Regions from separate parts of the Mus musculus genome. Here region 1 is linked to region 2. A link is a contact called in ENCODE POLR2A ChIA-PET data. All regions are on one chromosome and are shown on one strand. Each heading gives the region's core, a stretch centred on a gene start or an enhancer-like site at or near the end of the contact. The rest is flanking DNA. Distances are from core to core; before and after follow the strand shown. Region 1 holds the start of Ap3d1 (adaptor-related protein complex 3, delta 1 subunit). Region 2 holds the start of Gm31298 (a long non-coding RNA gene).

Region 1 (7,568 bases), core at 2,937-5,436, 120 kb before region 2:
AACCCAAGCTTCCGATCCTCCTGTCTGCATCTCTTCAGTGTGGATGGCAGGTTAACGTTTTCACCTGGCCTTTCTTATTTTGTCTGTTGTGTGTTGCAGTCTCTGATCTTCTTGCCTTGGCCTCCTGAGCCACCACACCCCCATGCTCACCTGACTGAGACACTGTCTCTTTGTTGAGCACTGTGCCCTGAAACTCAGTATGTCAATCAGGCTGGGACCTCAGTGGTCCTTTGCCTAGCTAAAATGTATAAAATACTACTTAAAATTTTTACCTTTTATTTATTTGTTTATTTATTTAATTTTCTGTGTGTAGGTGTTTTGCCGGCACGTATATCCACATCTCCGTGTTCTCCTGTTGGCTGTGGAAGCCAGAAGAGGGCTTGGATCCCCTGGAATTGCAGTCACACAGTTGTGAACCTCCACTGGGATCTGGAAATTGACTCTGGATCCTCGTGCCAAGTGCCATCAAGCACAGGGATTTTATGTGCACTATGGTGTGTAATTCCTCACGGAGGCCAGCAAAGGGAGTTTAATTTCCTGGAACTGGCGTTAATATGAGGCTGTGAGTCTACTGCTCTGGCTGGCATTGGTGATCAAACTTCACTCTTCTGCAAAAGCTGTCCTGTTTTTTTTTTTTAAAGGTTTATTTATTTATTATATGTAAGTACACTGTAGCTGTCTTCAGACATTCCAGAAGAAGGCGCCAGATCTCATTACAGATGGTTGTGAGCCACCATGTGGTTGTTGGGATTTGAACTCAGGTCCTTCAGAAGAGCAGTCAGTGCTCTTAACTGCTGAGCCATCTCTCCAGCCCCCTGTCCTGGTTCTTATAACCATTGTGGAGTTACTCCAGCCCCTATTGGTACTTATTTATTTATTTATTTATTTATTTATTTATTTATTTATTCAAGACAGGGTTTCTCTGTATAGCCCTGGCGGTCCTGGAACTCACTTTGTAGACCAGGCTGGCCTCGAACTCAGAAATCTGCCTGCCTCTGCCTCCCAAGTGCTGGGATTAAAGGCATGTACCATTACCGCCTGGCTGGTATTTACTTTTTAGATTTATTTATTATTTTATGTATGTGAGTACACTGTCCCTGTCTTCAGAAACACCAGAAGAGGGCATCAGATCCCACTACAGATGGTTGTGAGCCACCATGTGGTTGCTGGGAATTGAACTCAGGACCTCTGGAAGAGTAGATCTTAACTGCTGGGCCATCTCTCCAGCCCCTATTGATATTCATTCTTGTTATTTTTCATTTTCATGGCTGTTTAGGTGTACAGATATCTTGCCTGTGTATGTCTGTGGTGATTTGGATGAGAATGGCCCTCATATATGCCTATGTTTGAGTACCTGGCCCCTGCTTTCTGGGATTATTTGGGAAGGATTAGGAAGTGTAGCCTTGTTGGAGGAGGTCTGTCACACAGAGGAAGGGCTTTGAGGGTTCTCACAGCCTGCTGTGGTGGCGCACACCTTTAATCCCACTCAGGAGGCAGAGGCAGGTGGATCTCTGTGAATTTGAGGTCAGCGTGATCTACATAGTAAGTTCCAAGACAGCCAGGACTAAGCGACCTAGAGAGACCCTGTCTCAAAACAACAACAATGTCAACAACAACAACAACAACAAAACAAAGACTCTCACCATTCTGGTCTTTCTCTCTCTCTCTCTCTCTCTCTCTCTCTCTCTCTCTCTCTCTCTCTCTCTCCCCCCTTCTTGTTTGTAGCTCAGACATGAGCTCTCAGCTGTCCCTGTCCCTGTGCTGTGCTCTGCTTTCATGGACTCGAGCCTTCTGAAAAAACGGTTTCTTCTATAAGGTGCTTTAGTCATGGTGTTTGTCACAGAATTAAAAGCGTAATGAAGGTGATGTCCCCCGCCCCATGCATGCTTGCACCTGATGCCTGTAATGGTTTGAATGTGCTTGGCCCATGGGAAGTGGCACTGTTGGGAGGTGTGGCCCTGCTGGACTAGGCGTGACCTGGTAGGAAGTGTGTCACTCTGGGGGCGGGCTTTGAGGTCCTCTGCTCAAGCTCCACCCAGTGCAAAGAGAGCCTTTTCCTGGCTGCTTTGGGATCAAGATGTATGTAGTAAGTACTCTCAGCTCCTTCTCCAACACTGTCTGCCTGGATGCTGCCATGCTTCCCACCATGATGATAATGATCTAAACTGTAAACCAGCCCCTGTTAAATGTTGTCCTTATAAGAGTTGCCTTGGCCATGGTGTCTGTTCATAGAAATAAAAGACTAACTAAGATACTGCCTGAGGCAGCTGGCTAGGAATTCCCTGGAACTGGGTAGCATTACAGATGTTTTTGAGTGACCATGTGGGTGCTTGCAAATGAACCCAGGTTCTCTAGAAGAGCTTTAAAACTTAGTGTTCCTGCTGAATGTCCAGAAAGGGAAGTTCAGCCGGGTGTGGTGGCACATGCCTTTAATCCCAGCACTTGGGAGGCAGAGGCAGGCAGATTTCTGAGTTCGAGGCCAGCCTGGTCTACCAAGTGAGTTCCAGGACAGCCAGGGCTACACAGAGAAACCCTGACTCAAAAAACCAAAACCAACCAAACAAACAAAAGAAACAGGTAATCTATCTTCCATATTATTTTTGAAGTGCTGTTCAGCTAAACTGGCTAATTACCTATTCTCTACTCTTATACTCATAGTATAATTATTTAAACATGGGACCACATTCTTGGATCACATGATCCAGGGACTCGGACCTAACCTAAAATGAATGTCTTCTTTGATCATTAATTAGTCCCAAGCCAGGGGACTGGTGAGATGGCTCAGTGGGTAAGAGCACCCGACTGGTCTTCAGAAGGTCCGGAGTTCAAATCCCAGCAACCACATGGTGGCTCACAACCACCCATAATGAGATCTTATGCCCTCTTCTGGTACGTCTGAAGACAGCTACAGTGTACTTACATGTAATAAATAAGTAAATAAATAAATAAATAAAAGTGTTTGTGCACCAAAAAAAAAAAAATTAGTCCCAAGCCTATTTTGTCTTTCAAGTACAATTACATGCTTGTAACACACGAAAGCTCACTGTGTTCCTTATTTAACGTTTGCAGCCAAAGGAGGGGACACATTCTATGCTTAATGCTAACTTTACTATATCTTTCTGGCAAAACAATCTAAACCATCTCCTTAAACTTTCTTTTTTTTTTTTTAAGATGTATTTATTTATTATATGGAAATATATTGTAGCTGTCTTCAGACACTCCAGAAGAGGGAGTCAGATCTCCTTTACGGATGGTTGTGAGCCACCATGTGATTGCTGGGATTTGAACTCTGGACCTTCGGAAGAGCAGTCGGGTGCTCTTACCCACTGAGCCATCTCACCAGCCCCTCCTTAAACTTTCTATCACCTACCCTAACATCTTAAAACTATTTTAATCAAATAAGAAATTCTATAAAATCATTAATTCATCTATTTTATGAAAGTTCATCTTTATATTAATCTGCAGGAGACTTGCCCAATCGAGTGGGCTGTCTCCCAATAAGCAACCACAGCAGACTCTAGGCAGTGAGGGTCTCCTGGTGCCCATTCACATCGTACTAGATATGGGAGGCATATAACAATGAAAAACATGAGGAGGCACTGCAGCACCAAGAAGTAATCCAGAGACGAACGCCTCCGGGGGGCAGTGCCTCTCTAGGAACATGCATCACAGCTGTGCAAAACGGTGGACCATCTCCAGCAAAGTCACTTGCCCACCACAGTTTCTCCTGTATGGTGTCCACCATCCAAGCCTTGTGCTGGTTTTACAGACAGGGTTTCACAGGCCGGCCGGTTGGATTGCTGGTGTGATTGACTCCTGACACTGATTCCCAAGTCACCACTTAAATTCAGAAAAGGCTGGGCTGGATATATTTGGCCAGGACCTTGCAGAAAAAGCTCCACGTGGAGCTCCGCCCTCCTCTAGCCACGCCCACACCAGATAAGACCACGCCCACTGCTGTCATTTAGCGAGTGGGGAGACCTGCTCTCGATTTTCCCTTAGGGGCGTGGTTAGGACGTCTGTGGAGTTCTTGTTCACCAATGAGGCTGCAAGGCATTGCAGAGGAAGGGGTGGGCTGCTAGGCGTCAAAGGGTGGTGTCTGCTTTCCTATTGGGTGGCGTGTGGTTGTCAAGGAAACTGCAATGTGGGGCTGGGCTTTTCGGTGAGGCGGGGCTTCCGGGAGGCTGAGGCTCTCCGTCAGCTGACCCACCGCCATCTTGGCCGCCATTTGCAGCGGCCCTAAGCTGGGAAGGGTCTGTGGAAGCTGGGGGGGGCGGGCTTACTGGCTACCCCTTCTCCTCAGACTGCTCTCCGGCTACAGCCGTCGCTCTGGCCTCCACGGCGTCCCCTCCGCGGCGGCCGGAAACACAGCGGGGCGGTTGCCTGAGGTGCGGTCGCCGGGTCCCCGCACCTTCTAGGGCCGCGGCAGCGGCGTTTCCCTCGGAGGCCGCAGCCCACGGGCCGCCGCGATGGCCCTCAAGATGGTCAAGGGCAGTATCGACCGCATGTTCGATAAGAACCTGCAGGATCTGGTCCGCGGCATCCGCAACCACAAGGAGGACGAGGTGAGCCGGCGCGGAGCGGGGCTGCCGGGCTTTCCCCCCATTGCCTCTGGCCCGCCGTGGAGCCGTCTTCCTCGACCCCATCGCCTTTCCCGTCCTGCCTGTTCCAGAGCTGCGGCTCTGCACAGCCTCTCCTTCCCCTGGCCTCAGTTTACCCCCAGCAGCTTGAAACAGGCGCTGTCCAAAATGGCTCAGGTGTCTCGTCTGTTGTAACTAGGGGCCACTCCCTGAACCTCCAAATTGTCCACTTGGAGCAGTCCTTGCCCTAAAGGCCTCAGCGTTTTAGGTCTTGAAGTTGGATGCCACTGCTAGAGCCTGAGTTTACCTTCTTGAAGAAGACTTACTTAGGCAAAGGTTCCCCCACTTGAGCTAGTTTCTGGATCCCATATGGAGGAATCGGGGACCCTCACAGAAAAATCCTGTCATAGGTCTACGTGTCTCCCATGGAGAAATCCCCTTGTCAGGAAAGCACAGGCCCGGGTGGCTGTCTTGGGCTTCCTTGGGAACCCTGCCAGGTTTTCCTGCCCCAGATCCCCTGAACTATTAGTGTGTGCAGGACCTAGGGGCATCTTGGAATGGGGAAGCCTGACTTCAAAACTGGAAGCTCAAAGAAGGCAGAAGTCAGGGTGTGGAAGCGATTTTTCCAGAAGTTACACTGAGACTACAAGCGCTGCTTCCTTTCCTCCCCACAGCCTGTGACCTAGATTAAGGAAGAAGTGATAGAGTGACTACTTAGTGCCTGGCTCAGTGGAAAGACGCAGGCCTCCTCCTGGGCTGGAAGGCCATGCTGAAAGAGGGTGCCTGTCCCTAGCTGGGACAGTCATTTCTCTGTAGCCCTCTTCCCTTCTACCCTACCTGGTGTGGTTTGTACCCTCCCTGCTCTCCCTGGCTGTTACTTCAGTTGAAATAGCTGGTTGGCCTGCGTTTTGCTGGGTGTGGACTGCCCTATGTGATATTTCCTTTGTACTGTGGCCCTCTTTGCTCTCAAGAGGGCTTCCACATTCCCTTCTTGCCTTCCCGTACAGAGAATGTTCCCTGGGCAGCTGTTCTAGGACCCTGGGGACAGGTCACATTCTAGTTTGAGTACCTGAAACAGACTCTAGCTAGGGACATAACCTGGGCTGGCTCATGGTACTCCTGCCTCAGTCTTCTTAGTGTTGGGATTACTGATTTTAAGGTATGTGTGCCCAGGGCCTCAGGCCTCTGTTATGTTTTGCTCTTCACGTCCCCTACCTTCCCATCCCGCAAATCTCAAATCTTCATTGGGAATTGGTGTACATAGACTGTGAGTGTCCCACAGGTGTCTGTGGGGTAATGGTGGAGGTGCTTTTTAAAAATTGGTGTGTATTACATTTGATACTGAGTTTCATTGTACTGTCTTGCATGTAGTCTGCAGAAAGCTCTTTCAGTAGTGCAGAGCTAGGCAGGCACAGAAAGTCCTCCAAGCCCTCAGCTTCTATGTGGCTCCTGCTGCTGACTGCTCAGCCATTCTAAGATTTTGGTTGTGAGTCTACCTTTAACTGCTGAGCCATCTCTCCCACCATGGCTGGCCAGTCTGTACAAGACACACTGAGACCGCTTGGGTCCTCTGTCCCTCCTCAGGGACACCTTCAAGTTCCTGTGCATTGTTGGGCTCTTATGAAGGTGCGGTGTAGTGCAGAGCCTTCTGCCAACCTTATAGCACAAGTTGCAGTGACCATTCTCTGCTCTACACTCCGGTTGACTTAGGTCTCACTGTGTGACACTGGGAGTTGTAATAATCCTTCTGCCTTACAAGTACTTAAAAAATGCAGGGTGTGCACTCTGGAAGTTTTGTGGGGTTTTGGTTTGTTTTTGAGATGATCCTTTTTTAAAAACTGAAACAGGGTTTCTCTGTGTAGCCCTGGCTGTCCTGGAACTCACTCTGTAGACCAGGCTGGCCTTTAACTAAGAGATTTGCCTGCCTCTGCCTCCAGAGTGCTGGCATCAAAGGCATATGCCACCACTGCCCAGCTTGAGATGATCTTTTTTTTTTTAAAAAAAAATTTATTGCCAGGTGTGGTAGCACATGGCTGTGGATGGTGCAGAGCCTCAAGACAGTACAGGGAATTAAACCCAGGTCCTCTAGAAGATCAGCAAGACCTCTTCTGTTGTATCTCTGCAGCCCCTTTGAGCTGATGTTACTCTGTATCTTTGGCAGGCCAACAACTCACCCTGTAGATCAGTCTGGTCTTGAACTCACAGGCACTCAGCTGTCTCTGCTTCCCCAGTGCTGAGATTGTGGGTGTACAGTACCATGCCCAATGAATCTTTGTCTTTTTTTTTTTTTTGGTTTTTTCGAGACAGGGTTTCTCTGTATAGCCCTGGCTGTCCTGGAACTCACTTTGTAGCCCAGGCTGGCCTCGAACTCCGCCTGCCTCTGCCTCCCGAGTGCTGGGATTAAAGGTGTGCGCCACCACGCCTGGCTGAATCTTTATCTTTTTAGTAATAGTGTATCCATTTATATATATTAATTTTAAAAAAGACTTATTTATTTTATGTATGTGAGTACTGTTGCTCTCTTCAAACACACCAGAAGAGAGCATCCCATTACAGATGGTTGTGAGCCATCATGTGATTGCTGGGAATTGAACTCAGGAAGAGCAGACAGTGCTCTTAACTGCTGAGCCATGTCTCCAGCCTCCATATATATATTTTAAAGATTACTTTTTCTTATGTGTAGATTTGTGTATCTGTGTGTCCATTGTGTGTGTAGGTGCCTGCAGAGGCAGGTGAGGTCATTGGATCTCCTGGAGCTGGAGTTAGAGGTAGTTGTGAGCCGCTGAACATGGGTGCTGTGAATCCAACTTAGGTCCTCTGAAAGAACAGCAAGCTCTGTTAATTGCTGAACCATCTCTTCATCTCCACCCTTTAATTTTTACCACGTTTCACTGTCTGACTTCAGAGCCTGTAGACATTGGTAGCACTCTGTTGCTAAGCTACAACATCTTTTTTTTTTAAGATTTATTTATTTATTTATTTATTTAT
Region 2 (7,613 bases), core at 4,656-7,155:
TCTGGTGCAGAGAGAGACCCGCAGACACCATTTTCCTCTACACCCAAGCAAATCCCCCGGGGCAGCCGAGGGGCCCAGACAGTGTTCACCCTAGCACCTGACTTGGTTAACACAATCTCTGTAGGCTGCTGGGGTTTCTCCTACACCAACAAGGCCTTTGTGCCTTCCACCCACCAGCTCCCACAGTCCCCCTAGACAAAGATCCCCATCTGCCTCCAGAGCCCTGAGGGATGAGCCGGAGAGGATACAGACAGGTCTCCACCTACACACCACCTCCCAGACTGCTTCCTGCAAACTGCCATTAGGAGGCCACCAAGATGAAAACCATCTGGCCCCAACTTATAAGTCCAGGACACTACAAACACCGCTCTCTGCAGACATTCTTTCTAATTCCATCTCTTATTGAAAAAGTCACAGTCACCCGTGCACAAAGTTGAGGCAGAGGGGGACCAGCAGGGGATCCGGCAGCCTGCTCAGACATCTCACCCCTCCCGCCTTGAACCGTGTGTTTCCGGAAAACAAAGCCGGTGGCCAGAGCGGAAGGGGGAGGGCGCAGGCAGCTGGGCCTAGAGTTCCCAAGCAGCTCTCAGCAACAGGTCCTCTTCCACCTAGACAGGACCCTCTGTCCCTGTCCCTAAGACCCCCAGCTCTTCTCCCTCAACAAACCATCAGGTCCACAAACAGTAAAGAGTCAGCATCAGGAAGAAGTGCTGGGAGTGTGGACGGACAGGGAGCCGAGTCCAGATGGCAGGAGGCCTGGTGACCAGGTGTTTAGAGGGATCTAGGGACAAGAAAGGGACATCGGGGGACACGGAGAAAAACGTGGGAGGGGGTTGCAGGTGAGCTGAACACCTAGGAAGGAGACACAGGAAACTTGGAAGTCAGAGCGCAGGAACAAGAATGGGGTCAAAGTGAGATGGAACACTGAGGCAGAATGCGGGGTCTCGGGGGAGGGTGACCGGAAGTGGGGACGCCTGGGTGTCGCAGGTGAGCTGAGCACCCAGGAAACAGTGCCCATTCGAATTCAGGGACCAGAGAGCCAGAGCAAAGGTGGGGTCAGGGACAGTGAGGGATACTGAGGCAGGGTGACCGGAAGTGGGGGTCGCCGGGTGCAGAAACCCAGTCAGGAAACGCAGGGTGCACACCATGCTCGACCCGGTGCGGAGTGGGGTTATCCGGGGTCAGTGGGAGTCACGGGGTCCCGACGCGGCGGGGGTGGGGCACGGCCGACCCTGCGCGCGCAACATTACCTGCGCCCCGCCTGGGGCCCGCGGGCGGCGGTGGCCGAGCTCAGCAGCGCGGCGTCCCCCGCTCCGGGCCCCGCGCACGTTCGCGCTCCGGCTCGGGCCCCCGCTCCGGCTCCCGCGCTACCGGGGCCGGCCTCGGCATGTTCGGCGGAGAGGGCCGGGCTCCGCCGCTCCGCCGCGCCCGCTCCGCGGAGCCCCCGCGCGCCTTACGCCGCCAGCGTCCGCCAGCGGGGGGCGGCGGCCTCCGCGCTCCACTGCGCAGTCGCAACCCGAGCCGCGAGAGGCGTGCGCGTTCTACGTCACAGCGCGGGGCGTGGCCTTAAGGAACGGAACGCGGCTTTACGACAGTGTGGGTACGGTATTGGAGGGGAGCGCGGCGCTTTACGACGGTCGGAGCTGTGGCTCTGAGGCGAAGGTGAAGTTTTACGACAGTGTGAAGGCGTGGCTTGAAGATGAGCGCGGTATTTTAACCACAAGGTAGGGGAGTGGCCTAGAGGCAAGTTGAGCGCTTTACGATGGTTGTGGGAGTGGCCTGCTGGTAGGGCGTAGCTTTACCACAATAGGGTGTAGGTGGGAAGAGGGGAGCGAAGCTTTATCAAAACGTAGGGGCGTGACCGAGAAGTGGACACGCCATTTTGCGACGGCGCCTGTTGGTAAGGATTCGCCGCGCTACGGCCGCCGCGCTTTGCGGACAAGCCGAGGCCGCTGGTCTGCAGGTCCCGCGGGACACCAGAGACTGATGACTACGGGAGCGTACCTGAGCTGTTTATAGGACCAGCAGCGGACCCACCCTTGTGGGGGCGGGGCTTACGCAATCCGCCTGGCAGCACCCTTTCGTTGCCATGGAGACGCGTGGCGGTCTCCCGGGCGCCAACCCACAACCATGTCTGTGACGTCACTGTCTCGCCACCTGACGTCACGGTGGGCGTTATAGAGGGGCGTGATCTCCGTGGTGGTTGAGGTTGGCGCTGGATCCGGAAGTTGTTTCCATAAAAGAAGATACTATTCTAAAATTAATGGTCCGCACCGCAGCAAAATGTCGCTTTTGGTTAGCGGCAAGTGGTCAGAGTCAGCACTGCCTGTCTCGGTTTTAATTCTTTAAAATTTTATTTTGATTTTTTTTTTAATTTTAGAGACAGCCCTACTATGTCGTTAAGGCTGCCCCCCAACTCTTCGTAATCCCTTTTGCCTCATTCATCAAGTGCTAGGATGACAGACATGACCCCCTCATCCTTAGTTTTTTTCTTCGTTCTTTTGCACGGCCATATCTTCCCAGATGCCAGAACCTCTGGGGTCCCAATCCTGCAGCAGGTCACCTGGGGCCAAATGGCAGCTCCCCTGCCAGCCTCCTGCGCCTAGCACAGGCTTTGCTTCCAACTGGCACTCAGTCGGTGCATCTTTCAACCTGCTTGTTCATGCATCACGATAATAAAGGCGGGGGGGGGGGTGGCGGCTAAGCAGGGTCCCTGTGTGAGTCCTGTGCTGCCCAAGACCCTGATGTAAGGAGGCTGGCCCCATGAACCTTGCAGCCTCTGCGGTGGACATATTATGTTGAAGGCGACAAATCTAGTTATAAATCCTCAGTCTCCGAGACTAAAAACGATGAACTATCCAGGGACTCCTCAGACCTGGGGGAGGGGAGCCCAAGTGTCAGATGATGGCATGGGTGGTGAAGTCCCAGAGAATAAATTGCTTTGGCCAGGTAGCCCCTGGAAAGGCCAGACCCCATCTTCTCCCTCATCACTTAGGGCTTAGAAGAAAAATAAAAAGCAAGGGGTGATTATGGTATCCACCGGGAAAGCTGAATGTGAAGCTTTTAAGTAGCTGAGCACACCTCCAGAAGTTGCTGGCTGTAGAGAAGTCCAACTGCAGCCTCTTTTCCCTTTCTTGCTACAACATGATTCTCTCCTGAGCTGTGGTGTGATGGTGTGTGTCTCCTCTCAAGTCTGTGTTCCGGGAGTCAGAGCAGGAGTGTGCACACGGTACTCAACCGATGTGCAATGACTGCTTGAATGAATCAGTTAATGAACACAGTCTCACAGATGTTGGAGAAGTCAAACTTTTCGTTCTGCAGACATCATGACCTTACTTTATCCCCCTACTCTTCAGGAACTCCTCCTTGGATGGGCGGGTTGGTAACTTACGTCTTCAAACCAGCGAGTGGCTGTGGAGCTGAAAGTATACAGGAGTTGAGGCCGGGATTAGAGCCGGTCCAGGCAGTAACAACACATGTGACTGTAGACCAATCGCCCTCTCTGGTCCTCAACTGTCTTCCTCTAACTTTAAGTTAATGGCAAGACCTGTGGGTACATGGTGGGAATCCAAGAGTAAATGAAACACTGCGAGCTATCTTCCCAACTAGGTACAAGAGACTGTTCTTGGCAGGGCAGTCCCTGCAGAACTTGGACCAGCCCCAGGTTGCCTGCTGCAGGCTGGGGAGTCTCGGTTTCCCTCATTTAAGACTCCCTTCTATGTTCCGATATAGACACTGAAGGTTTCGAGAAAGACTATGGATTCATCTAACAACACCCTGTTCCCATGCTTCTAAGTGGCGGATACTACGACCTCCCAATGTCAGCTGTAGTGGGGTGGAGTGTCCTCAAACCATTTCAGGGCTGCAGCTAAGGGAGTGGTATGAGCTCAAGTGGGGTGGGGAAGGAGCAAGATGGGTGAAACCACAGTTCTTGCTTTTGTGAAGCAGTGAGGGCCAGTGGGGTAACAGGGAGAAAGAAGGGGACACCTGAAGGAGGAGCTTTTGCAGTACCCAGCTCCTGGACCTCAGGACCACCCAACCTACCTTATTGGCCCAACACAATCCAATCAGATCCTCCCCTGGGATAATTTAGCCTGACCCCTTTGCCCACTCTGATTGGCCAACCCTGAGCGGATGATCCTCCCCTGACAACCATGAGGTTGTCCGGAATCCACATCTAGTCAAGTTGGAGCCCATAGACTGTAATCTCACACTGACTAGCCTGGGCTACAGAGGCCGCGTCACAAAGTCTTTTAAATGGCAGAAAGAGCCAGTGAAGTCAGCTGGAACTATTCCTGCTTATGTGCAGCTTCGATCAGGCTGCTGGCTCAGTTGCTTCTCTGAAATGCTGGCGTTTTCTCCCGTTCTTCCTGCACCTACACTGTTTGCTTGGGCTTGAGTTTGTTTTGATTGGCACTGTGCAGGTCCACATTGGCCTGAGACACACTTTCTGTGGCCCAGGGTGAGGTTTAGTTTGTGACAATTCACCAATCAGGTGTTGGGCAACAGCTGATACACAGTCATTCTCAGCAGATATTAGAATATTTTAAGATTTTATTTTGTATGTGGGGTGTGTATGTACACTTGCATGTGCCACAGCACACGTTAAGGTAATGGAGCTCATCTCCCTCTGCCTTGTGTAGGGTTTGAGTATTGAGCTCAGGTCATCCCAGCAAGCCAAGAAGTTTTTGTTTGCTTGGTGACTGTGTGTGTGTGTGTGTATACAGGATTCCACTGTGTAGTCCAGACTGACCTGACACTTTCTATGTAGTCCTGGACTCACAGAGATCCTCCTGTCTTAGCCTCCCATGTACTAGAAATAAAAGTTTGTGTGCACCACCAAGAATATATTATTTATTTATTTATTTATTTATTTATTTTTGGGTTTTTTGAGACAGGGTTTCTCTGTGTAGCCCTGGCTTTCCTAGGACTCATTTGTAGACCAGACTGGCCTTGAACTCAGAAGTCCGCCTGCCTCTGCCTCCCCAACTGCTGGGATTAAAGGCTGCACCACCACTGCCCAAGATTTTTTTATGTTTATTTTTTTTCCTTTTTTTTTTGAGACAGGGTTTCTCTGTATAGCCCTGGCTGTCCTGGAACTCACTCTGTAGACCAGGCTGGCCTCGAACTCAGAAATCCGCCTGCCTCTGCCTCCCGAGTGCTGGGATTAAAAGCATGAGCCACCATGCCTGGCTTGCTTATTTTTATTTCATGTGTATTGGTGTTTTGCCTGTGTACATGTCTGTGTAAAGGTGTTGGGTCCCCTGGGATTGGAGTTTCAGACAGTTGTTAGCTGTCCTGTGGTTGCTGGGAATTGAACCTGGGTCCTCTGGAAGAGCAGCCAGTGCAGAGCTCTCTCCAGACTCCAAGATTTTTTATTTTTTTATTTATTTATTGGTTTTTTTGAGACAGGGTTTCTCTGTATAGCCCTGGCTGACCTGGAATTCACTCTGTAGACCAGGCTGGCCTCGAACTCAGAAATCTGCCTGCCTCTGCCTCCTGAGTGCTGGGATTAAAGGTGTGAGCCACCACGCCCGGCCTTTTTTTTTTTTTTTTTAAATCAGAATCTCATGGTCTCAAACCTTGTATGTAGCAGAGTGTGACCTAGAACTCCTAATCTCCTGAGAATGTGTGCTAGGTGAGTAGGACCCGCTGAGCCCCCACCCAGACACCAGGGTAGAAAGCTCCCGCAGACCAGGTGACTTCATCACTTGCTTGTAAGTGGAGCTCTTGGTAGTTGGAGGAAGCAGAGAGAGCTCAGCTTGACAACATCCTGTCCCGAGCAAAAGGCACAGGATGCTGAGCGAGCAGATGACAGCTGCCCTCACCCTGCACTGATATTCTCGGAGACTCCGGTTACAAACGGCTTCCTCCCTCAGAGTGGCAGGATGCCCAGCTCCCCACCCCATCCCAACCATGGTAGTTTCCCTCTAAGGGGACAGGATAGTCTGGGTCATCCAGCAAGAACCGGCCTTGGAAGACTCAATGCCGTTTTTTTCTTGATGTTGCACCTGGAGCTAGAGCCCAAGCTAATTCCCAGGGATGCGTGTGGGAGCCATAGGCACTGCCCTGCCAGAGTTCACTTTGTTTTGGGGTGTGCCTGCACAAAGTCCTGGGCCTCAGCCTCATGTCTAAAAAGTGGAATTGGAATTGAGCTGCCATGTGCTTTCCTTTGGATGCCACTTGACTTGATCTTCCCTATACGTAGGAGGGAGGCCATCACTGACATACTGACTTAATTATTGATGCCTGACCTGTACGCAGAGTGGAAGAGGGCATCACTGACTGTGAGATTAACTGCTAATCTTTGCCCTGTGCAAAGAATGGAGGAAGATATTTGTCCATCAGTTGATTTGTGATGCCCACCCTGCCCATAGAATGGAAGACATTGGCTGGCAGATTGCTTGCTTAATTCTGTCCTATGCAAAGCATGGAGGAAATCATTCATTCATCAATTGATTGGTGATGTCGGCCCAGAGATTGTTAGAATGAGTGGTTGATTGGTAATGTCTGCTTTGGAGGGAAGAGACAAGTATGTTTTATCTACTTACCATCCTGAGAAAAGGTGGACTCTGGCAAGGAACCCTCCCCAATCCCCCAGATTCTGACAACAGTGTTTCTATATATAACTTTCCTCTATTTCCCCATTTTAAAGCATTCCAGTGCGTTCTAAAGATTAGAGGAACCGTCCTAAATGAAAACTCCAGGGAGAAACTTCCAAATCTCTTCCCGAGTTGAGATGAACATGTTCTGCACTGTGTCCCTAGCATCCTGTCCAGCCAGCAGATGAGGTAACAAGGACACCAGAAAGAGATGTGACTGGAATGCACCAATAAAGAACAGCTCAGTGCAGAGTGCTCCAATATACCTGTTATCCCAGCATGTAGACAGCTGAGGCAAAAGTGGAGCAGTGGCACTTGAAAGGCAAAGGCAGAAGGACTTCTGTGAATTCAAGGCCAGCCTAGTTTACAGAGTGAGTTTCAGAAGAGGCAGGGCTACACAGAGAAACCCTATCTTGACGTCCAGTACCCCCCAAAAAAAGGTGGATGCAAGACAATCAATAGTTCAAGGCCAGCCTGTGCTACAGGAGGCCTTGTTTTAAAAAAGCAAACCATCATGCCTGGTGGCACACGCCTTTAATCCCAGCACTTGGGAGGCAGAGGCAGGTGGATTTCTGAGTTCGAGGCCAGCCTGGTCTGCAGAGTGAGTTCCAGGACAGCCAGGGCTACACAGAGAAACCCTGTCTCGAAAAACCAAAAAACAAACAAACAAACAAACAAACAAACAAAAAGCAAACCAACCAACCAACAAAAAACTAGAGAAGATTAAAAAGAAGGCAGAGACTGGGTCACAGTGTGGGATTGTATTAGGGACTTTGGGGACAGGGCAGTGTGGGAGGCCAGTGTGAATGGAGCAAAGAGGGACCTGCGCCATTGTTCCAGGAAGGGCAGTACTCAGGAGAGGACAACGGGCCACTTGGTCTGAGAAGTCCATAGTGTCCCTTGGTAGCTGAAGGCAGAGTGTCACCATAACCATGGAGAGAGGATGGGTTACTATCCCTGATCCTGCAGCAACTGTCACTCCTATGTGTGGTAATGGGTTGTGTGTGACAC

The links. ChIA-PET counts read pairs that join two places held with the same protein, here RNA polymerase II (POLR2A).
Region 1: POLR2A ChIA-PET joins it to region 2 with 11 read pairs in embryonic stem cell. The contact joins the promoter of Ap3d1 here to the enhancer-like site in region 2. POLR2A ChIA-PET finds 5 or more read pairs at or near these places in 3 of 5 experiments (Patski and embryonic stem cell).

The regions. Positions count from the first base shown.
Region 1 is chr10:80,738,893-80,746,460 of GRCm38, reverse strand. Ap3d1 (adaptor-related protein complex 3, delta 1 subunit) reads left to right here and starts at 4,186. Exons shown (of 31, transcript NM_007460.2): 1 at 4,186-4,565. The coding sequence starts at 4,470.
Region 2 is chr10:80,616,588-80,624,200 of GRCm38, reverse strand. Gm31298 (a long non-coding RNA gene) reads left to right here and starts at 1,454. Exons shown (of 3, transcript XR_871877.3): 1 at 1,454-1,724. It also overlaps a transcript of Csnk1g2 not described here. Within about 2 kb of position 5,905, at least 1 of the 3 ENCODE cell types and tissues checked has a DNase peak (open chromatin) inside an H3K27ac peak, as active enhancers do.